Linked DNA regions of Mus musculus: all the other regions are linked to region 2. A link is a loop called in an ENCODE intact Hi-C map of the cell type or tissue named here. Cell type or tissue: heart. All regions are shown on one strand.

Region 1 (8,000 bases), 680 kb before region 2:
ATTGAGCAACAGAAACAAACAAAACACAAGCCTTCCTTCTGGTTGCTTACACTGTCATCTGAGCTCCTATAGTCACAGGTTCAAATGAGTGAGGTCTCCCCAGCAGCAGACCTCAAAGAGGCAGAAACCCCAGGCTTTATTTTATTTCTGTTTTATAATCCTTATTCTTAGTTTTCAGTTTCTCTCTTTCTTCCTCCATAAAGATATTCCTCAATTCCAAGTTACTAGCCAGAAAGCAGTGGCAAGCTCTTGAGAAGAGGCCAGCAAGCATAAAAAGTAAAAGCTGCTCCTGACCGTTAATGGCACGCAGTGCTTACAAGACTGCCCGTGAACACCAGCTCCACTACATGGCAGTGCTTTGCTGTGGGGCAAGTCATGTAATTAGTCACTTGGACATCTGTTTACAACACCAAATGGAAATTTAAGACCATGAGACACTGAATACTGCTCTGTGTGTAGTAAATGATCAATAAATGTTAACTATTACAAACATCATAAATTCAGGGATGTCCTCTTCCTCTTTATGGAGGCAGAGTACACGGAGCTCTAGTAAACACTTATAAGAGATATTTTCACAAATAAAGCTTGACTAGAAATGTATAAATACATTTATTTCTGCAAAACAGAGTTAATGTTAATTCCTCTTTCCTCTTATAAAGAATCATATTTTAAAAGAAACAAAGGGAGCCCGAATATAAAGTTGTATAAGTACTTCATTTAATAGAATAAATCTAGAGGCTAACTATAATGTTTGATATGTTCTCAGAAGTAAAAAATCTATACAAGAAAAGAACAGTTGTTCTTGGATCCTACAGTATAGTTTCAGAACTTCTAGGGCATAGTCTAGGATTTAATTTAGTCTCTGACCCCTTTTCCATTGTTCCTACTAACTACTCCATCCTCTTACTTCTGAGGCTATCATCTCCCAAGTGACACACACTATGTAAGCCTCAAGATTCCTGTTGTTCTTCATATGCTATCACATCAGGCAAAATCTAACTGGCAGAGATACTCAGCATTTTAAGTTCTTTATATTTAAATTTTCATGATTATCACGTAAGCTACATTTAAACTTTCCAGAACACATCACATAAACAAACAAACAAATCAACCAACCAACCAAACAAACAAAAAGCTGCCACTGAACTCACCTTGTTTGCCAAGATTTAGTTGGTTTATATTCCTGCATTTCCCAATATTTTATTTAGCATTTAAAGAATAACCAAGAAATTCAAAGGATGTACCCTAAATACCAACAGGTGAAAAATTTTGAATACTAGAACAGCAAAGTGCTGCTTAACAGTTATCAAATGAAAGAGCAAGGCGTATTTACATTCTCTGCATATTCAGCGTATTCAGCAAGGCATATTTACATTCTCTGCATATTCAGCGTAACGCTTTATGAAATCTCATGCTTCTACACTCAAAACACTATGCCCACAGTTCCCTCCCATGTAAAAAAAGACTTGTTGAACACAAGCACATGTCCAAAGCCATGAAACTCAATACTCTGTTCTGATTCTTACATTAACCAAGATCCAAAAAGCTGAATTTCTGATTATTACTGTTAAACCATGAGAACAATTATCAACTTTATTTCTAGTGTTCTATCTCTATATGGAAAGCTACCTTTAGCTTGTTTCTTAGAGACAGAAATCACAAAGGGCAGCTAACATGCCACCAGAGCAATCACAATGAAAAACCTGCCAGTCAAGGATTTCAAGACAGGTGACATTAAGACTCGTCCTTCCTAAGTGTCTTGCCACATGCTTTTTATCCTTTTATAAAAACAGTCTTACTTAATGTTTAAGGAAGAAATATAAAAAGAGCTATAAATTAACATCCTTGGTCACAGATAAGCACGTATGTAACAAGATTATATACGTATGTCAGAAGTGAAATACAGTGTTTACTGATTTTGATACTGACTTTTCACTTAAATAAAATACTAAATATGAAAGATTGCTATACTGCTCACATTTGCCTCAAATGCTTATCACTGTTTATAACTTTAGCATCTTAACTTCTAAGGATAACCTGATCTTCACTTAATGCCAATCTAGAGTTTATTCAACTCAATTTTCTTCCACCAGGTAAGTTAGCTTCTAAGTGACTCCCTCAGCTTTTCAGATATCCCAAGGGCTATAAACATGGACTCAACACTACTCTGGCCAATAAGTATGTGTGGTTTTAAACACATGATACTGATTTTCAGGCGGAAAAATGAAACAAAAAGCTAATGATAGGTTGCAAAAGAGAAAAAATGAGAGGCCATCTCCTCATTTACCTTGGTCATTAGGCATTTTATCAGAGGAGTCCGCTGACAGGTCAAGCACAGGGGAAGAGGAAACAAGAGCAAGGATCACCAGCTTTGAAGATGGACAGACAGACGTCTTAAAGGAAAAATACAATTCCCACAAACTTCCAAGTAAATTGATAATAGAAAAGAAATTCAGGTTTTCACCTCTCCACAGTCTCAGTACCCAACTCCATTTAATTGGCCTAAGCTTGCCTGGCTTACTATTTTATATTCTTTTTTCGTGAGCTTTACATAAATGGCTCCTTCTAACCTCATCCTCCACAAAAGTTGACATTTAAACTTTTATTTATTTATTTATTTATTTATTTATTTATTTAATGTAAGTACACTGTAGCTGTCTTCAGATGCACCAGAAGAGGGCATCAGGATCTCAGGTGGTTGTGAGCCACCATGTGGTTGCTGGGATTTGAACTTCGGACCTTCAGAAGAATAGTCGGGTGCTCTTACCCACTGAGCCATCTCACCAGCCCCTAAACTTTTTATGTTAAGAGACTGTGTGTGCTGAAAGAAAACATCTGTCAGAATATTGTGCAGTATAACTCTGTAGAAACCTAAAGAATCACATCTGATTTCTCTGATAAAAACTAAGAGATCACTGTAATTCTTCTGCCCAGATACAGACAGCCAACGTTTCCCTCTGGGTGGACTGGGAGAGTACCAATTTGGTGGCCAGTGGGTAGGAGAGGAATTCTTTGGAAGTCTTTACAGTGAGGCTGGCAAGTCCATTACCAGTGCTCTCCACATGCTGCAGTCCCATTATAGACAACACAGTAAAACCCTTGGCTCGGGGAGAGTTACCTTTAGGTGTTCTGAACTGTACAGCTTCAGACATGGGCCCCATGCCCTTTGAGTTCCGGGCCTGGATTTTGAAGTAGTATGGCGTATCAAGTGTTAACTCTTGAATCTGGTGAGTCAGTCTGTTTCCCACAACTGGTTCAATAACCCAGTCATGTATCTCTGCATTCACATCCGTGCTGTAATAGATGATGTAACCTGTCCAGAGCAATTAATAGAAAAAAGAGATCCCATTTCTGCTTTTCTTTTTGCAATCTGAAAGTCAATAAATGTCTACAATATAGTATCTGAATGAAGTATCATGAGGGCTCTGACTTAGAATCACGTAGTTCTGGGACTCTGCAATGGTATGCCATGCTCAATTATGATAAAAATCATTTCCCAGGAGGAAAATGCTCGGCAGATTGGAAAACCTGACAAAGTTCTAAGGGTGGGTTAGGTCACAGAGGCTGTCACCAGATATTTCCACCAGGGGGCACTCAATTCCCACAAATGAGGCAGGATGCCTTACAAACATAAGCCTTCTTGATCTACACTACAAAATTGTGATTTAAGGTTTTAAAAGACAAAGCAAAATGTAATCTGAGTTAAGCTATATTTGTTTCTTTTATAGAAGAAGCAAAATAGGAACCTAAGAAAATGACTAGGATTTATTGGGAAAGGACATCTTATTTAAACGTTACAGGAACATACTAGGTATGGTGGCACACTTTTAAGCCCAGCACTAGGCGGGAAGAGGTAGATTGGTCTCTGAATTAGAGGCCAGCCTGATCTACACAGAGAGTTCCAGGACAGCTAGGACTATAAATAAAACACACACACACACACACACACACACACACACACACACACACACACATATATATATGTATGTATGTCTCAAAAAAACCAAACCAAAACAGACAAAAAAAAAGTTACAGGGACAAAATACACTTTCTGAGTCATTAGGCCATCTTCCTTGTATTTCAGAAGGCAACTGGTTCTTTAGCAAACTTCTAATGAATGGGGCACAGGTTCCAAGCATCTGCCAGTATTCTACTATGGGGAATTTCTCTCTGAAGTCCAAAGGGGGGGCCGAGGGGTGGGGGTGGGATCCTGAGATCTTTGGTAGGCCTAGGGTAATTCAAGCTTCTAACTCTACTAGTAAGAGCACAGAATTGTGAAGTGACAGGCCTTGGGCTGTAGTGGTGGTTTAAAGCCTAATGGGATTTGGTGGGGCTTGTAAGTAGAAAAGCACAGTCTATACAGACTAGATAATTTCCAGTAAAACTGGACACACAAGTTCAAAGCAAGTCATCTGGGGAGTGGACAGCATTTTGGAAAATAAACGTACCCATCAAGCTGCAGTAGAAAAATAGGTTGTCCCACCATATATTGTTAAGTAACACTACTGGCTAGACACACAATTCCATGCTACCCTTGCTTCAATTTCAAGGACCAACATGACTCACTACACTCCATACAAGGACCCAGCCAGGTTCACATCCCCACTTTATTGATGACACAGAACTTGCCCAGTCTAAGGCGTCTTACCTGTAATCTTGCCGTTAGCTTCAGAGGGAGGCTGCCAATTCACTATGATGGTTCTAGGTTTTCCTTCCTTACTCACAACTGTCACATCCTTAGGTGGAGAAGTAGGAACTACAAAATAACAAACACTATCCATTTTAATAGAATTCAATTTTCCAATTCTTTTCACTGATAAGGAACAGCAAATGCATAGAAAAAAGACAAAGCCCCCAGCTTTAATAATGCAAGTCTATGTATAACCAATCATTTCTAATAAAAAGAAGACTATACAAAGTATCAAAGAAAAACTAAAACCATGAGGATAGAGAATGGGCCTGTGGACTGGGAGGTGGTTCCAAGCACACACTACCATCTGGTATTTTATAGTTTGCATTTTCTTAAGGCTATGACAACCTAGACGGGCAAGTGCCATTGTCCCTTGTTGGGAGGTCAAGGCACCAAAACTGAGAGCAGTTACATAACTGTCCCAGACTACTTCCTCTCAATTGATTTGGCTTATTTGGTAGGACATTTTAAAGTGTTAAAGTTTTCTCTCTTGCTCAGAGTTGACTCTTAAAGTCAAATATGGCTTTTAAAAGCTCAATTCCCTCTAAGAAGAAATTTACTACTTGGTATTTTTCATTTTAAGCTCACACTGAAAGCATACTACCAACTGCTGATGTTAATGATATAAATAAAAGCTGTTCATGTAGCAGAAAAGATGACAAAAGAAGCCGGGCGGTGGTGGCACATGCCTTTAATCCCAGCACTTGGGAGGCAGAGGCAGGCGGATTTCTGAGTTCCAGGCCAGCCTGGTCTACAGAGTGAGTTCCAGGACAGCCAGGGCTATACAGAGAAACCCTGTCTCGAAAATAACAAAACCAAAACCAAAAACAAACAAACAAACAAAAGATGACAAAAGAAAATGGCTTTCTATGTTACAGGTGAGAATGTCTAATGTAATAGCTAAGTAGGAAAATGATCAAATCAAGCATTCCTTCAAATCGCTGCTTCCTAAAACATTCGAGTTTTAATATAAAATGGAAGAGCCTAGTGAAATGAACTCCTAAGGGAAAGTAAAATTTTCTCTTATTGGTCAGTAAGCTGAAAGTAAAGCAAAAAGATATTCTTAAATGGAAACACTGAGTGTGGTGGCACATGCCTTCAATCCCAACACTCCAGAGGCAGGCGGGACGGACTTGGATGTCATGTTCGTCTATACAGTGAGTGTTAGGCCAGCGAGGGCTACACAGTGAGACCCCGTGTCAACACGAAGCCAAACAAACAAACAACAAAATAAACAGAAAAGAAAGCAAACTAATAATTATTTGCCCCTTTCTATACTGTATTCCTAACTCTCCAGTCCAATCCCCTTTCCTGGAGAAATTCTAAGCAACTGTGCAGAAGGGCAAAACTGGTTTGCACAGAATGTGGAAGTTTGGTTTTCACCAGGCACAGAAATAGGTCAGAATACATAGATTCTCAAGGCTGCTCATATCCTTACCCCAGCAAAGTGCAGGGGAAACAGGGTCTCAAGGTTGGCCGCCTACTCTTTCCTTCATCTACTTAGTTATGCTTTCTCCCTCACGTGTACTAACAAACAGCAAAGGCCAGTCCAGCGAAGGATCTTACAGAGCTGCTTTCCAAGAAAGCCCTGGATTACCCAGCAAACTGTTCAGACTAGGCAACACAGCTGGGCAACTGCTGGGTCAAGGGCAGGTCACTTCATTGTTTTCAATTTCAATTTACCAGTAAGCAGGATTAATACAATAATATCTTGTATCTACCCACCCACATGCTTTTCCATCTGTTCCTCATTTTGCCTTATAATAACCTACTAAAGTAGAAATGGGGGGGCTATCACCCCAAACAAGATGGAGGAAACTGAGATTCAGTAGGATTAGTTGGCATGCTCATGAAACAATTGGCAGATGGCTGACCAGAGATTGAATTCTTGCAATTTCTAAAACCTAGTCTGTCTTGCACTGCACTATTCTGCTGTTTACTACTGTTTTAGCAAAGTGACCCAAAAATTCACAGTAGTTGAAATGGCAAACACAACTGAAATGCGGCTGCCCACCGGGTTCTGTAGCGAGAGCAGTATGTGCACTGCCCATGTCCAGTGGACGCAGGTGATAGGATGTGCCACAATAACAGTGTGAATTCTACAGGCTTTCGTATTTCACAAAGAGAAGAAGTGTCATGTGACATGGGATTGCATTATACTTACCTAATTCAAAGGTAGCGCCATGAGCTGTCATACTCCACGTGCTTGACCTTCTGCCTTTGGTCACCATCACAGAGAACTCATAGAGCGTATTTGGCTTTAAACCAGTAACCAAATAGCTTAACGTCGTTGCATTTGCATTCTGGAAAAGCATGAATCAAAGAACTTTAAAACAAGAAAATCCCACTGATTAGCTTTTTGCTCTCAAGGCAAATGTTCAGTACCTTGTACTTCGTGTTTGCTGGGATGTTGGTCTTCCACCGGACTGTGTAGTAGCGGGAGTCTGTAATCTTCTGGTGTTTGGGCAGGGAGTTGTCTGCCCAGGTAATCCTTATGGTGTCGTGACTCAGAATGGAAGCCTGAACTCCCACTGGTGGCATCATGGGAGTGGGATCTGGCACTGGAGTGTATGGAGCATTAATAACAAATAAATCAACTTCAGAAGTGTCTGGGTAAAAAGTAATTAAGAAAGGGAAGTGGCATTTTAACATAAACAAAAATAAAAGGGAATGCAGGGGAGTATAATGGAATGAAAAATGAAAAATGGAAAAAAAGAAAGAAAATCCAGAGTTAATAGATAGCCCTCATTCATTCAGAAGAGCACTTCTAATGTGTTTTTTTTTTTAAAGGAAAAATTGTAGGAAAATGTTAAACAAAATAGTACTTAACCATATTGTCAACAATACTCTAAAGACACTGAAAGATGGTAATTGAGTGATCATGTTAATACACATGCTTGCATTTTTTCGAATTCCTTGAAAATGTGACCCGCTGTCAGAAAAAAGATTACAAAAAAACCAAAACTGCTCTTAAAATCCAGAGTATAATTTCTGAACAAGCAACATAAAACTCATAGTCTGTTTTTTTTTTTTAGTAAATATGGCTGGATTTTGGGACATGAGTTACTACTACTGCCCATCATTGGACGTGTGATGGCTAAGCCAATTCAGACTTGCTGATATCTTAAGTGCAGAGGCAGTAGAGAAATGGCTCATAGCTGAATATATCCAAAGATTCCTCTTCCTTAAGAGGTGAACTGACACCATGTCGCAGTGTGTGCTGTACTTTCTCTAGGAGTCAGAATAAGGTAGTGAACAAGTCTCCATGAGGTACAGTAAATGCCATGATCGTTACAGATTCAAATGGCAT
Region 2 (8,000 bases):
GCCACATCATCCAGACTTCCTAGAATTCAGTCTAACCCACTGGCTGTCTTCATGCCCAGTCATTTGTGGCATTTTTTTCCTAGACAGTGAGTTCAGTGGGTAAGCATAAACCTCATCTTTGTAGTTGATCTGTAGAGTAAAGCAAGTGCGTGGAGTCACTGCAGTTCTCACTCAAGCACTCCATGTCTGAACTGTCCCCTCACTCTGTCTTCCTTTCTCACTTAGCACTAATCCCTCCTGCTCACCTCTTACTCATCTGCCCCTGTGGCCATACTTCCCTGTATCTCCATCCTTCCAGCCTTCTACCCTCTAACCCAAGCAATCTCCATGGGCTCTTTTTGGTAGCACCTGGTCCCCAAAGCTTTTTCTAAAGCTCCCCTTCCAGTGTGAGGACATGTTATGGTTTAGTGGCAGAACAGTAATGTATGTGAAACCCAGGGGTCAGTGATTTAGTCCTCCATTCACTCTATGCCTCTCCAAAGCAGATGTTGCCTTGTGAGATATGGAGGTAACTCAGAGGGCCTCTAAGTCAGCATCCCCACTCTCTTCGCAGCAACCAATGATGTCTGAACACTAAAGTGACTCATTTTCATTTCAATGGCCGAGTACTGTGGACACCAGCACAGTGCTTTGAAAACAACCCTAGCCTGGGAGTTCAAAGATCCCAAAACTGTGACTGACACAATCTCTGGCTTCAGTTGCCCTATTGATAAAATAAGACACTGTCTAGGAATTCTCAATAAGCAGGAGGCAATCCATCCATCTTCAGGAGGCAGCTCCATAGAAGATACCACTGAAAAACAAAACAAAACAGGCCCCACTTGCTTTCCTAGCCAGCTCTGAGTGGAGAACTGGGCCAGCTCCGAATGGCTTCCCGTAGGCATGTGGCCTTCTGTTGCTCCTTCTCCTTCCTCTACTTGAGAGGTCCGTTTTGAAAATACAGATCTTATCATCTCGCATCCCTAGTGAACACCCTCTAGTGGCTTCTCCATTGCTCTCAGGAAGGAGAACAAAATTTATTCGCGGTCTCTAAGGCTACATGTAACCCAATGCCTGCATTCCTCACTAGCCACTCTGCTCATACTTTCAAGACTTCTCCTGTATCCAGCCTTCTAGCTGTTTCTCGAACACACCACATTTTGGCTCAGTTTTCATTCACCGCAAACGAAACAATCACACACCTCTTCTCACCTGGTTCAAAGGATTCACTGTCCCTGTTCTCGAGAATTCATGTTTTCTATTTTATCGTCACCATTACTTGACCACTATGTATGCTAGGCAAGAATTCTACCATTGAGTTACAACCCCGCCCTCAGTGTCTTCTTGGAGGCAGTCCTCAACCTTTGGAGACAGACTCAGGTGTTCCTCATGACATCTAATCTCCAAGACTTCTCCATCTCTAACCCATCATAAGGCCCAACCATAATAAGTAAGTATTGGATATCTTCAGGATGAGTGTGTTCTCAGTGAATATTGAAAAGGAAGAGAAACCTCCTTCAAAGTTTTCTAGGAAACTGCAGATTCTGAAGCTGACACAGTGAGATAGTAGACCCTACTTGTTATCTCATCCCAGACTCCATCCCTGCCTCAATAAGTAGGATTGTGTAGAAGAGTCCAAGCTGAGTCAAAGACAACACTTTAAGAGGCCCTGTTGTGATAGACCGAGGTCTTAAATAGGATTAGGGAGTTTCTGGAATTTCCTACTTACAGGAAGCCCTTAAACCTGAACCAAGCCTTACCCAACTCCAAACTTAGGAAAGGAAGTGTTGGGAAGTAGTTGGCCTTCAATCCTTCATCTTCCTCCCCCTTTTTCCCTGCCACTTGGAACTGGACTGGGAAGGAATCAAGGCTGATCCTTGGAGACTATAAGTCTCTATCTAAAATAGATGGGTGTTGGAGAGAAGCAGGCGAAGCTGCTTAGGAAGGTTTAACCCTTATGGATGGGCTGGGGAGAGGAGCCGTGCTGTGGGATTGCATGAGCACATGACTGGATAGATGGGTATACTTCTTGGACAGAAGGCCAGGAGAAAATGAGAGGGAGCCAGAGCTTGGGGCAGAGGTCCTAGGCCTGTGAAGACTTTCCATCACAGAGCACTTCCCAGGGCAGAGTGCATGTTGAAAGGATAGTGACCCCAAGTTTATTAACTTGCTTGGATCTTACGAAGCAGAATGTTTAGGAGGTTTCAGAAAAGTCCCTGAGCTCAGCTCTCCCTCCTCAGGCTGTGCCTTCCTCACCTACTGCGCCCGGGACTCTGCCCTCAAGGCCCAGAGTGCACTGCATGAGCAGAAGACCCTGCCAGGGGTAAGTCAATCAAGGCTGGGGATGGGATGGGTGGGAGTCACCTGACGCGTGAAACAATGCTCTACCACTCTGTACGCAGGTCTAATCACCATACAGGGCTGGGTTGGTACCAGCAGCTAGAAACAAGGGTATCTACCCAGGAAAGGGTTTATGTCTGTGTTCCTTGAGCAAGTCAAGCCTTGTACCATACTCAGTCTTCTGGCTCAAAAAGGGGAGGGGGCTCAGGGCCAAGTGTCTCAACCTATCTTTTAAAAGAGACATCAATGGGAATTTGGTTAGAATTTTTCCACTTTGACTAAAATCGTGGTTTTGGGTATTGTTGTCACTCCTGTGAGCATGTCTGTCGCTCCATGTTGTCTCCACTCTTGTGCTCCTGGATGGGACTTTCCTGTGGACTTTTTCCTGTAATACTTTTGGGGTGCCTTGACTCACCTAAATTGTCTTCACTCCATATTATAAACATAACTAAAGTTAAAAGATACTTCTTGATTTTATAGGCACTTGGGATTTTATGATCTGGTCTCAATTAATGGATGGTCACAAGCAAAGGAAAATCAGAACCTACCATTTGTGTCATGGTGACAGTTAGGGTCAAGCATTGGTTGCCAAGAGGAAACCAAGGCTCCCAGCCTCATTTTCTCCTAGGAGACATTCAGGTGTCATGAGTAGGCAAAGTCTGGGACAATGTCTATTCCAGACTTAAGAAATTCATTGGTCTATAAAGAGACCAGAATAGAATAAAGGCACAAAGATGCAAAACATATCATGAGATGTGTTCAAGTAGATCTCAGATGTATATCTGGGAAAGAAGAATTTAATGGGATTCTAACACGAAGGCATCATAACATGATAATTAAAGATACTTGGTTTTAGTCTTTCAGACTTAGATCTGAATATCATCTATGTCTCTTCTATAATTCCTTCAATTCAAGCTTCAGTTTTCTCCTCTGTTGGGAGTGGGTTGTACTAAGATCTTAGTTCATCAGACTGTAGTAAGGAAAGTCCCAGTAAATGTGACTGTTGCCTTAAGATCCTGACAAAGGATCTGATTTTCTGTAGAAGTCCCAGGTGTCGAGAACAAGATCAATTAGAATAAGAACCAGGTACCCATTTCAGCTTTATTTTACAAATCAGAACTTTCCATGAACTCACCAACTCTGTGATCCTGGGCAAGTCTAAAACCCGAGTGTTGCTGGACACACCTTTAATGCCAGCACTTTGGAGGCAAAGGCAGGCAGAGCTCTCTGAGTCCAACCTGGTCTATATATCAAGTAACAAGACAACCAGGCTTATATAGTGAGACTTTGTTTCAAAAAATAAGATAAAACACCCGTGTTTCTTCATCTGTAAGACTGAATTCATGGGTGATGAGCTTAGGCGTGTGAAGTACATAGCACAGCAAAATGTAAGCACACGGTCTGGGTTAGCTAGTGGTAGTAGCAGTAGTAAATGAAACAGAAACGTTAGTAGGAGCCATCGTAGAAAGCATCATTCACCTAACCGTGGGAGCAAATGGTTCCTGCTGCAAGCACAGGCATTGAGACAAGCTGGAACACCCATGCAGGAAACTGTGCGATAAAAATTCAGAGCTGGGGCTGGTGAGATGGCTCAGCAGGTAAGAGTACCCGACTGCTCTTCCGAAGGTCCAGAGTTCAAATCCCAGCAACCACGTGGTGGCTCACAACCATCCGTAATGAGATCTGACTCCCTCTTCTGGAGTGTCTGAAGACAGCTACAGTGTACTTACATATAATAAATAATAAATAAAATCTTTTTAAAAAATTCAGAGCTGGAAGGAACAGGTGGGTGTGAAGCTGTTGGACCCACAGGGGAGGGTCCAAGAGAGCCTGGGCCAGAGTGGGGCAGAATCCTATGGAGGGCTACGGTTGAAGGGGGAAAAGGTGCAAGATTTGGAGATTTGGACTTCACTGGGAAAGCCCTGAGTAAATTAAGATGAGCTTTGGGGAGAAAAGACTTCCAAAGAAATGGACAGTACCACTGGGGCTTTATAAGAATTGGGACTCCTTAGAAAAGGATGGCAAAGCTCCAGAGACCTTGTAAGATTTCTAAAGGAGAAGAGCAAAATGGTTCTAACCAACAGTCATCAGCTCCAATGTTCATGGCGTTTTATGTGTACCAAGTCATTTAATCCTTTGTGAAGAAGGTATTGTTATTGGTACCCCCATCTTACAGATGAGAAGACTGAGTCTTAAAGTGAACTGCCCAAGTTCATGTCTCTGAGCCCAGTTAGTCTACTCACTCAATCACTCCACTAGTTCATGAGAAAACTTGGTAGCAGACGGGCTCTTAGTTTCTGGAGAGTATAGCAATTGAGGACTTCTGCCCTCTACCATCCTTCCTTCTGCAAACCTCCAGTGTGGCTTGGCTTCCTCTGTTACTGCCAACATTGGCTTTATTCCCCCTTCTCAACTTAACAAAGTGAAAATTAATATTTAATTATCCTCCTAAATGAAAATCAATGGCACTGTTGGCTAGCCCCGGCAACATCCATGCCATCAATTTCTCCTCTGCGCTTGCCAGGGGCAGCAGCGACCGCCAGAGTGGAACAGGCAGGCAGGCGCCTAGCTTTCTGCAGGTACTGAGTCCCGGGCATAGCTGCCACCTGCTGGAGAAACAGGGATAAGACTTCTTTGTGCAGTTTGCTGGACTCTGGCGGGACTGTGAAGGGAAGTCTGTAAAAGCTGAGCGAATCCACAAAAAGAAACCCCAAGTGTTCACGGGAAATAGCACAGATTGTTCTGGAGCAAAATCTCCTCTCAGATCCTCCCCCACCCCCGTTTACCAACATTGCCAGTCTCTGCCGTCCACTGAAGCTTGGCTCCCTACTCAGGACTTGCTTCGAACTGCAGCTATCTGTCCCACCTGGCTCCCAAGTCCTGAAGACTTTTCCTGATGACGCTACTGCACGCTGTTTCTTTGAGCCCCACCCTAGTTCTAGAATCGTGAGGAGAAAGAGGCCAACTTCATCCCCACTTTTGGGATTAGGAGGTTGGTCTATCTCCCTGTCCATGTCCTCACTTCAGCCAAAGATCACTTCAGAAATTCTGAGGATAATGTGAGAACAGACGGGAAGATGTCTCTCCCCCCCCCCCCACTCCCCACCAGCGCCTGCAAAGATGGCTGTGGCTGTGTGTGAGTGGAGAGCCCTGTGCATGCTGGGGCCAGAGGAAATGGGTCACACAAGTTCTGACAGTCAGTTATGGGTGGATTTAAGAAGAGTTAGAGATGAAGCTTTAAAGATTGCTCTGGCTACAGTGTGAAGACTGGGCTGAAGAGGGGAGGCAAGATAGGACATTCGCTTCTGTAGAGGCGAATGGTGAAGCATGCTGCCCTGAAGCTGGGTTGATGCAGGCGTGGAGAGGGAAGGGATGAGCTCATGACATGCATATGAACTCTAGGGGCTCGTGGGATCTGAGAGTGAGCTGGGTTAGACGTGTGGTAGAACTGAGTGCTGAAAATGATGATGCACCTCGGACCCCTCAGCAACGGTCATTACTGATGAGAAATTCTGATAAACCCCCTTCCAGTGTACTGCTGGGTGCAGTACAGAATCAGCCCAGAGCAACCAATAGCCCTAAGGCGGGTGTTTTCTAAGTCTATCATAGAAGTGCAATAGATCTTGCCTCCTTTTTGCCGACTGGGTCAACAGATCAGGGCCTTGTGCAGGTCGGTTACCTCTGAGCTTCCTTCCCCTGCTTCCTGGAGTAGATTGTTCTTTTCTCTCCCCTTTTTCCGAGGCTGATTTCCCCTTCGTGGCCCTGACAGACGAGGGCTTGGAAAGCTCTTCAGGAAGCAGGTGATCAGCCAAGGCCAGGGCTCACCTGAATCCCCCATGGCAAGTTTGAAGCCAGGCTGCCCAGTAGCTCTCATGAGCAGCTTTCCCCTCCAGCATGAGTAGCATGCCTAAACCTCAGACGTTCCCAATCATCCCTGTCTCCTGGGGCTGAGGCTCAGAGTCTGGGAAGCAGTAGTCTCCCAACCGCTAAGCCAGAAACCTGAGAGTCAGCCCCCATGTCCTCTCTTCCCTCGGCCTCACCCTCAAGAGAACTGTAGTTAGCTCATTTGTCCTGAACATCTTTTGGGTCTGTCCGTTTCCTTCTACAATGGCCCCAGTCTCTCTCACCTTCCACCTGCACCACTGACTTTCCTGTTTCTTTAACCCCAATCTTCTCTCTGCACCATGACAACTTATGAGATGCTTTCAAAGACTAAACAGACCGGGTCACACCCCCTCCTCCTTTTAAAATCCCTTCCTGGATCCTCCTAGCATGTGAAATATATCCAAATCAAAATCTGTGACATGCATTTTAAACAGCCTGTCCTGATCTGGCCCCGTCCTGCCTTTCAGTTTCACCTCCTTTCACCAAAACAAAATGAAAACAAAACACCCTCCCCCAAATTATAAAAGCCAAAAAGACAAGAGGCACACAAAAAGATGAACAAAACCTGCCATATCTGGTATACCTACTAAGATCTGGCTACTGCAATTTTCACCATAATTTCCCCTCACACCCCTCTTATGAGCGGAGATTCTGAGACTCAAAGAGCTTAGAGAAGCTTCCAGTGATGTAACTAGGATTTAAGTTCACATCTGTCTCACAAGCAGCTTCTCCTTCAGGAGCTGGAGCCCTTGCTCCCTCAGGCTCAACGCTCCCTGTCTCTACTCTAGGTGTCTAGAATACTCCGCTGCCAGCCTTGCCTCTCCCACTAATTCTACCTACTCTGATCATAAGGCCCAGGTCAAACAGTATCTTAGTGGATTGTTTCCTGTGTCAGCCTCTTGAGCTGCAGCCAGCCTGGCTCATAGCTTCGTCTTGCCTTGTCAAGACGAAGGTCTTGGTACCTCAGTGTCTCATTTGCATTCATGTCTTAAAAATGGAGTTGAGTGCCGGAGAGTGGTTCAGTCAGTAAGCTACTTGCTGTGCAGACATGGGGACATGAGTTTGATTCCCCAGAAGACCCCACATACAAAGCCAACAGCAATGACCCATTCCTGTAATCCCATGGTGACAGGAAAATCCCTTGGTTTGCTGGTCAGCTGTTCTAGTTGAATCAGAGAATTCCAGATTCAATAAGAGACAGGATCTGAAAAAAAAATAGAGGGAGCCCTTGTTAAAGGCACTGCTGTTCTTCCAGAGTACCCAGATTCAATTCCCAGCACCAGCATGGAAGTTTACAACCATCTGTGACACAGTTCCAAGAGATCTGGTGCCCTCTTCCAGTCTCTGTGTACACCATGCATACACGTGATGCACAAATATACACGTAGACAAAACACCTATACACATAAAATACAAATAAATCAACTCTGACCTTCACACACACACACACACACACACACATGGACAAGCACACACAGTGGACGTTAGCTGGCATGATGATTCCTATCACCCATCAGTCAGTAGGCTAAGGCAGGAGGAGTATCATGAATTTGAGGCTAGCTTAGGCTATTGGCAAGTTCTAAGGACAGTCTACATAATGAACCTCTATCTTAAAATCAAAACCATAAATAAATAAATAATCATGGAGTTGCACAGTAGGATGCAAAAATCACAGACTTTACCATTAGGCAGACCTGGAGTGAGCCACAGAGTACCCACCAAATGAGCTTTCCTACTTGCTCTCATTCTCTCTCTTATTGTCCTAGAAAAATGTGTTTCTCTCCCTGGGCCTCAGT
Region 3 (8,000 bases), 240 kb before region 2:
ACAAGCTGGGAGCTCCACTGTTAAGGAAATCCTGTTTCCCTGCTTCTGGATACCTGGGCCTTTTCTATAAAAATCTGAAATTAGAAGGAGCTCTGGCCAGTGACAACAAGTACTACCTTCCCTAGTGATTCAGGAACCAGTGGTGCCACCTGGAGCCACTGTCATAAATGTGTATCTCTGACACTAATCTGTTGAAATCCATAGCAGAGGGCAGAGGACAAATTCGGTCTTCTTTGTAAAGTTCCTTCCTATGGCTTTTCTACACTAGAACCAGAACTACAGAGCTAAGTACCTCTAGCAGTGTAGAAAGCTGTAAGATTCTCTAAATACATTCAATAACTACATACTAAGTAGTCCTTTACAAAAACAGTTTGCTAACCTCTGACCTGTGTGGAAAAGAAAGATGAATCAAAAGGCCGCAGTAACTACCTGGGCTGCTGCTAACTTCTAATTCCAGTTTACTACAAGACTGACATGTGTCTTCTGGCCTAAGTGTTGTGAAGTCTCTGGAATTCCTTTGTAATAAACTGACTTTATTAGCAGCTTTAGAAAAGAAACCAGGAGTAAGGAGGGTGTTCCTGGAAGGCAAGAGGGCCAAGCACCTGTGAGTGGCAGGGATGCAGCCCTGTCTCAGGAACAGACCACAAAGCTCAGAGAAGCTAGTTTAATGTGTTCCACACCTCCTCAAACAACAAAACAATCAGTGATAGGCTTGATGCCTGTTGTTGTCATATACCTTACTTAAATTCTCTAAGAAATTCGCAGCATCGGTATAGATTTTCCAGTTTTATAGGAAACCAAAGCTCGGGGAAGTTAGTTTCCCTGACACAGAAGGGCCAGTGCTGGGACGCTTTGTCTCCTTTCTTTAGCTGTGTATCCTGACTATGTACACGCAGCGTCACAGACTCATGCACCCGACAGCATCCGATCCAAATAACATAACATTTCACTCATAAGTATTTCAGTACATGTTTCTCAAAGACATGATCTTTAAAAAAAAAAAAAATCAAGGCTAGAGATGGCTCAGCACTTAAGAGCACTGGCTGCTCTTCCACTGGGTTCAGTTCAAAGCACCCACACGGTGACTCACAACCAACCATATGTAACCTCACTTCCAAGAGATCCAACATCCTCTTCTAGCCTCAAAAGCACTTTACACATGTAGGCACACAGACATACATGTAGCCAGAACACTCATACACACAAAATAAATTAAATAAATCTTTGAAAAAGTTGTTTTAAACTTATAATACTATTATCTACCTGAAAAAAAGCAACCCTAAAAACTAGTCTTTGTCTCATGAAGCTCTCACATTCTAAAATTATTTTTTTTCTTAAACCACAATAGAAATAATGTCTACATTACCAAGAACTGTGCCTTCAATTCAAGCCTGTCTCCAAAACTTGTATATATTCCATTTCATCAGGGAATACCACCTTTCTGGCCTTTTAATGCTCTCTACATACACTAGTCCCTAACTCACCCCTGATGAATCTCTGCAGTAGGTGAAACCTGAAAAGAAAGCACCAATACGCCTTAAACAGCTAACAGCGCAGGAAGTATGCAAAGGAAAACAGAACAAGGTGGAGTCAAATCCATCCCTCATAAAAGCCACAAGGCTGCTGAATCTGACAGGAAGTGACAATGAGTGTCGCAGACAGTGAGAGGATGAGAGGAGCTGCTCATCCATCCTCCAGAGACCCAGTCCTCTTTCCCTTCACTACAGCGCCCCACTCCAGTTAGCAAGGACTTTCCAGCCTTCCTTTCAGAGGCTACGGCTGATGAGATACAGCAGAGGTTCCTTTGGGACTCGCTCTTCCTTGCTCTTTGAGCTCCTTTCAATGAATTAATACTTCTGAGCTGCAGCAGGCGCCATTTAACTAACCATGATTAAGTCTCAGCCCTGAAACTCTAGGACCACAAATGAATGCAAAAACCCATGATATGGATTCATGGAGGGGAAAAACTCTTTGTAAAGGCAATGTTTAGTCTGACTTTGTTTTGTACTTACACATAATTCCCAATTTACATAAGTGCATGATGAAAATAGGGGAGATAAGGAAGGTGAATATGATTAAACTATGAAAATGTCACAGTGAAACTCACTGTTTTATACAGTTAATTTACACTAATAAAAAAGAGAAGATGATGAAGGGAAAATAATCAGAAGAGTCACTTAAAGTTTTCATAACACAAAGAAAGTCAAAAGAAACAGCTGCTGACTGCCAAGCAGATAGGGGAAATATGCAAAGTACATATGAAGACATCTGCTGCTGATGCTTACGAACTCCAAATGTACCAACGTGACCTCTAAAGCTCTTGGAAATGACATGGGAAACCACGGCTGGAATCACACCAGTACAAACCTGTCAGCCACACTAACAGCTGCAAAATATAAACCAAAGTCTACAAAGCTACGCAGAAATGCCGTGCTGAGGACAGAATCAAAGACAGTGAACATCTAAGAGCTCTAGCCAAGCCCTAGGCAGTGGCTGAGTACCACTGAGGCAGACCCATCTCTCTGGGTTTGAGGCCAGCCTGCTCTACATAATGCATTTCAGGTCAGCCAGTGCTACACAAATTGAGACCTTATTAAAATAAAAAAAGAGCTGGGGGTGGTGGCACATGCCTTTAATCCCAGCACTTGGGAGGCAGAGGCAGGCGGATTTCTGAGTTCGAGGCCAGCCTGGTTACAAAGTGAGTTCCAGGACAGCCAGGGCTACACAGAGAAACCCTGTCTCGAAAAACAAAAAAATAAAAAATAAAAAAAGAGCTATTTGCTGAGAAAGAAATGCTGTTTCTCACTTACCCAGTCTTTCTGGTTAAGTTTAGCTGCTTCATTATATACTTCAGTGGCAGCTTTGTGTTTTCCCAGAAGAAACCTGTGAAGATAAATTTTCTATAATTATTACTTCCTCAATTCATTACTTTTGGTTTGTTTTTGAGGCAGGTCCTTACGTAATTCCAACTAGCCCCCAATGCACTGTGTGACCAAGGATAACTTGGAACCGGTCCTCATGCCTTCAGCTCCAAGTACTAGGGTTATGGTGTGCACTGCCACACCCAGCTAACCTAAACTCCTGTAGGATTAACTCTACAAATTCACATTTTACACATGTTCCAGAGCTAAAAATTGTATAAGTATTTTTCAAAAAGTTGAGCTGGTTGTATGGGAACGGCAGGGGGCACCATTGCGCCCCAAAAGCAGAAGCTCTTGAGGCAGAGCTTGTGTCAGCGCTGTTCTAAGACAGTAAGGTCATCACACACCAATGTTGGTGGCATTCTTCTGTAACTACTATCTGTATTGTTTTATAAAAGTAGACAGCCGGGCGTGGTGGCGCACACCTTTAATCCCAGCACTTGGGAGGCAGAGGCAGGCGGATTTCTGAGTTCGAGGCCAGCCTGGTCTACAAAGTGAGTTCCAGGACAGCCAGGGCTATACAGAGAAACCCTGTCTCGAAAAAGCAAAATAAAACCAAAAACATAAAAAATAAAACTAAAAGTAGACAAAACCAACAAAAGGTCAAACCATATGCCATGAAGCATAGCCACCATCATCTCCAACCTTGCCCAGTAAGGGCGGATCCTTTTCCTCCTCAACCCAGGTCTCTTTTTGATCATGAATTTGAAGAGAACTGAGTTCTATATGAAAATGATGCCAGTAAGAAAGGCAGTGTGGGGAGGAACATGGAGATGGCACTGCATGGAACACTAGGGTGTGAAAATGTTTATGAAGACTTTACAAGTATTTCCAGAGGGATCCGCAGGCCATGTGCTCAAAATACCTCACGTTTACTATATGTCAATATTCCACCTAACATCAAACCAACACGCTATGTCTTGCCCATGTGATTATAGAAGAGTTATGGGATAATACACTGTTCTCATCAACTAGAAGGTCCGGAGTTCCTTAATACTAGCTGACTTCCAGATTAATCCATGCTCTTCAAGATGAAGCCCATCATACTTATTACTCATTGTCCCACATAGCAAACATCTGGCTGATATAGCAATAAGTTTTTTCCCAAAAATCACTTCAAAAGACAGCATTTTATGTGGTCTTCTGTGATTGTTCCAGTACTCACAAAGATCTGGCCACCTGCTTGAGATTATCAGCACACTGTGGGCTGAGAACAGCACATGTCTGAAAGAGTTCTAGGGATTCTTGGATATTTCCTTCCAGGCGAAAAATCAGTGCTGCCAAATAATAGAAAATACAGAAAATAAGCCATATTCTTAGAAGTAGAGGCTGGCATCAGAAAAACTGGAGGAGGAAGAAGAGCTAAAATCAGAGAAAGCCTTTAATCCAATCAGTCATCACTAGATGGGTAGAAGCAAGCAAAGTGTTACTAAGGGGAAGCCCGTAGTAAGCTAACTGAGATTTACCCATTCTGCTTCCAGCATCTATACTCAGATAACAGGTCTTTTACAAATCACAGAAATTCTTTGTAAGAATAATATTTTGAAGGGCTAGAGGTGGCTCAATTTGTGAAGAGCATTTACTGCTCTTGTAGGGGACTGGGGTTCAATTCCTAGTACCCACATGGTGGCTCACAACCACCTTTTATTTTATGTATATAAGTGCTCTGTCTACACACACCAGAAGAGGGCACCAGATCCCATTACATATGGTTTGTGAGCTACCATGTGGGTGCTGGAAATTGAACTCAGGATCTCTGGAAGAACAGTCAGTGCTCTTAACCACAGAGCCATCTCTCCAGCCCCTTACAACAACTTTTAATTCTAGTTCCTGGGGATCCAATGATCACTACTGGCCTCCACAGGCACCATGCATGTACATGTTACACAGACATACATCCAGGCAAACACACATACATGTTTTTTTGTTTTGTTTTGTTTTGTTTTGTTTTGTTGGTATTTTCCAGACAGGGTTTCTCTATGTAGTCCTGGCTGTCCTGGAACTCACTTTATAGACCATGATGGCCTCGAACTCAGAAATCCACCTGCCTCTGCCTCCTGAGTGTTGGGATTAAAGGCGTGCGCCACCACGCCTGGCAAAATAATTTTAAAATATATTTAAAAAACATGTTTACCCAATATCAGGCACTGGCCTCCAGATGTGTGCACAATACATATACAGAATTATGTTCAAATTTATTTTTTTCTTTTTTTAAAAGATTTATTTATTATTATACACTGTATAATAATTTCTTTATTATTGTACACTGTAGCTGTCTTCAGACGCACCAGAAGAGGGCATCAGATCTCATTCCAGGTGGTTGTGAGCCACCATGTGGTTGCTGGGATTTGAACTTAGGACCTTTGGTAGAGCAATCAGTGCTCTTACCCGCTGAGCCATCTCGCCAGCCCATGTTCAAATTTCAAAGGATAGTAAATAAGACTTCTCTGAGACACTATTTGAATTTAAGTCTTCCCTAGGTTGTTTGGGTTTTTTTGTTTGTTTGTTTTCCAAGAACCTTGGGCTAAATATATTTTCCAGTAAGGAAAGAAACAATATGTCTTACCTTGGACATAGATAGCATATTCACATAGCCCCTGAGTCTCCTGAAGCTGTTCTTTGATCACAGCCTAAAAGAGAAGAATAGCTGAGTAGGGGTTAGGTGTTACCAAAGCAGCAGTAGAGGCAGACAAGGGACATAAAACACCTAGGACATAGACAACAATTAACAATGTGGTTTCATCAGGAGTTTTGTTTTCATCTCAACTCTTATGATCACTTATTTCAGAATAAGGTTAGCAACCTAGGGGCTCTCAGAATATTTCTGTATGTACATCCCTCATTTAGAAATACTTTTAGGGTTGGGCATGGTGGTGCACGCCTTTAATCCTGGCACTCAGGAGCAGAGGCAGGTGGATCTCTGTGGTTTGAGGCCAGCCTGGTCTACAGATCTAGTTCCAGGACAACCAGGACTACACAGAGAAACCCTGTCTTATAAAAGAAAAAAAAAAATACCTTTAGCACTTGCTGCTCTTTCAAAGGACCCAAATGTGATTACCGGCTCCCTGATGGCAACTCACAATTATACAGATAGTACAGTTGTGTAACTCTGTAACTCCAGTCTCAAGTCCCAAGGAGTCTGATGACATCTTCTGGCCTCCTCAAGCAATACTTGCTTGAGACAAACAGGTAAGCAAAACACCCACACATAAACTTTAAAATTTCTGAATAAGTTTTGTATTTTTGCATTATATGCCATGCACTGTGGTATGTGCCTACAATCTCAGCACTCAGGAGGTGGAGACAAGAGGACCAAGAAATCAAGGTCAACTTCTACTACCTATTGAATCTGAGGTTACATGCAACTGTTACAAACAAAACCAAAAACCAACAACAGCAACAACCAACAAATAGGAGATAAGAACTACATAACCCTAAAGTCTAAACCACTGTCTTGACCAGACATGGAGGCACACACCTTTAATCCCAACACTCAGAAGGCAAAGGCAGGTGGATCTCTGTGAGTTTGGCCTGTTAGCAAGTTCAAGGCCGACCAAAGATACAGAGGAAAACCTCATCTCAAAAAATTAAATTTAAAATAAACTACTATCTCATCCATAACAGAAAAAAAAATTTCTCAACCCCTAGTTAAAATCTAACTAGGCATGCTAGAAAAACATGAGAAAAGTTTCAAGCACCATGGCAGACGCTAGTGGTTCTCAGTAGAGAACAAATCACATGGGCTCTCTACTCTGACAGACTAGACCCAGGTACTTACTCTCAAAAGGCAGCATCTACAGCCATCCCAAGAGAATTAAGAAAGGCTTCCCAAAATGAAAAGCTTCAAACTGTGTGTTGGCAAGGGGTAGAAGAGGAGCTGAGGCAAATAAGAGGGTGGGAGAGAGGACAGAGTGTCATACTAAAGGGTTTGAGTACAATGAGAAAATCCCCACAGTAAGCAGGAAGGAACCTGCTCCTATTTGCTATATAGAAACACACAAAGAGACAAGATCATAGTCAAGGCTGGTAGATAAAATATTGTTTAGATTAAAATACTGATGTTTAAAGCAGGAAGCTATTAGCTGCCACACGGGGCTGTAGACACTGACAGTGTCTGTCTGCCCAGCCTGTCTCTCACCTTGCAAGCTTCATAATCCTTCCGGATATAGTGGAGATGGATCAGCCAGTTCTGTTTCTCCACAATAGGGAAGTCTGGAGCTAGAGAGCATATTTTGGCAAAACAAACAATACAGTAAGTGTTAAATTTTCTCCTTTAGCGGAGTTCTCATGTCTAAACCAACCACAAGCAATTACAATAGTGCATTAAATTCTTCATGGAATTTGGAAATGTATGGAAATATCTTGTTTTCCTAATTGTATTTACTTTGTGGCTCCCCATGTGTGGGTACACGTACTATAGCATACACAGAGGACAATGCGTGGGTACACGTACTATAGCATACACAGAGGACAATGCGTGGGTACACGTACTATAGCATACACAGAGGACAATGCGTGGGTACACGTACTATAGCATACACAGAGGACAATTTGAAGAAGCTGGTTCTCTCCTTCCACCATGTGGGTCCTAGGGATTGAAACTGGATCAGCAGACCCCAACACATACATTAAAAAAGAAGTTTTGAAACAAGTAAAAGAGGAAGCTGGGGATCTAGCTTAAGAGCACCTGCCTAGCATGTGCATAGTCTTAGGCTCAATCCCTAACACCACAAACATTTCAATTAAAATAAACAGCCCTATGGATGGCAGAACTAATGTCTTTTTGTTAACAATATTCCGGTATTTCTCTAATATCTGATGAGGAGGAGGACGTCCCATCCAAAGCCCTTGAGAATCCCCCAGTGACAGTCACAACCTGAAGTCAGTCCTCCTAAAGTGTCACAGGTTAGCAGATGGAGGATTCTTGTTCCTCTAAATCAACAACAATACATCACCTCTGAGACCAAAAATGTAGCACTTCACAGGCCGGGTCTTCACTAGGCTTCCAAGGATGAATTTTTATAAAACCGCACACTAGCCAAGCATGCAATATCCATAATCCCAGTAATTGGGAACTAA

Evidence for each region. Peaks named below come from ENCODE experiments on the same cell type or tissue, not always from the same donor. Only the 100,000 strongest peaks of a DNase experiment are listed, where the experiment ranks them.
Region 1: it touches region 2 in a loop (4-fold over the local background); 6 of 42 quality-filtered maps call a loop at or near these places.
Region 3: a loop joins it to region 2, with 3 times the contacts of the local background. A loop is called at or near these places in 6 of 42 quality-filtered maps.

The regions. Positions count from the first base shown.
Region 1 is chr9:58,899,796-58,907,795 of GRCm38, forward strand. Neo1 (neogenin) reads right to left here. Exons shown (of 28, transcript NM_001042752.1): 17 at 7,076-7,251; 18 at 6,855-6,993; 19 at 4,649-4,756; 20 at 3,119-3,313. Among named protein-coding and RNA genes, the nearest start is that of Hcn4, 81 kb to the left of the region's middle. In heart, a CTCF peak has its summit at 3,579 (motif pointing right); no DNase peak of the experiment used is centred here.
Region 2 is chr9:59,580,057-59,588,056 of GRCm38, forward strand. It overlaps Celf6 (CUGBP, Elav-like family member 6), which reads left to right. Exons shown (of 12, transcript NM_175235.3): 2 at 2,220-2,302. Among named protein-coding and RNA genes, the nearest start is that of Celf6, 5.7 kb to the left of the region's middle. In heart, a CTCF peak has its summit at 4,926 (motif pointing left); a DNase peak (open chromatin) is centred at 4,935; H3K4me3 peaks cover 609 bases; H3K27ac peaks cover 628 bases; H3K27me3 peaks cover 4,290 bases.
Region 3 is chr9:59,337,001-59,345,000 of GRCm38, forward strand. Bbs4 (Bardet-Biedl syndrome 4 (human)) reads right to left here. Exons shown (of 16, transcript NM_175325.3): 3 at 7,060-7,139; 4 at 5,488-5,551; 5 at 4,087-4,198; 6 at 2,811-2,883. Among named protein-coding and RNA genes, the nearest start is that of Bbs4, 13 kb to the right of the region's middle. In heart, CTCF peaks have their summits at 3,178 (motif pointing right) and 4,605 (motif pointing right); no DNase peak of the experiment used is centred here.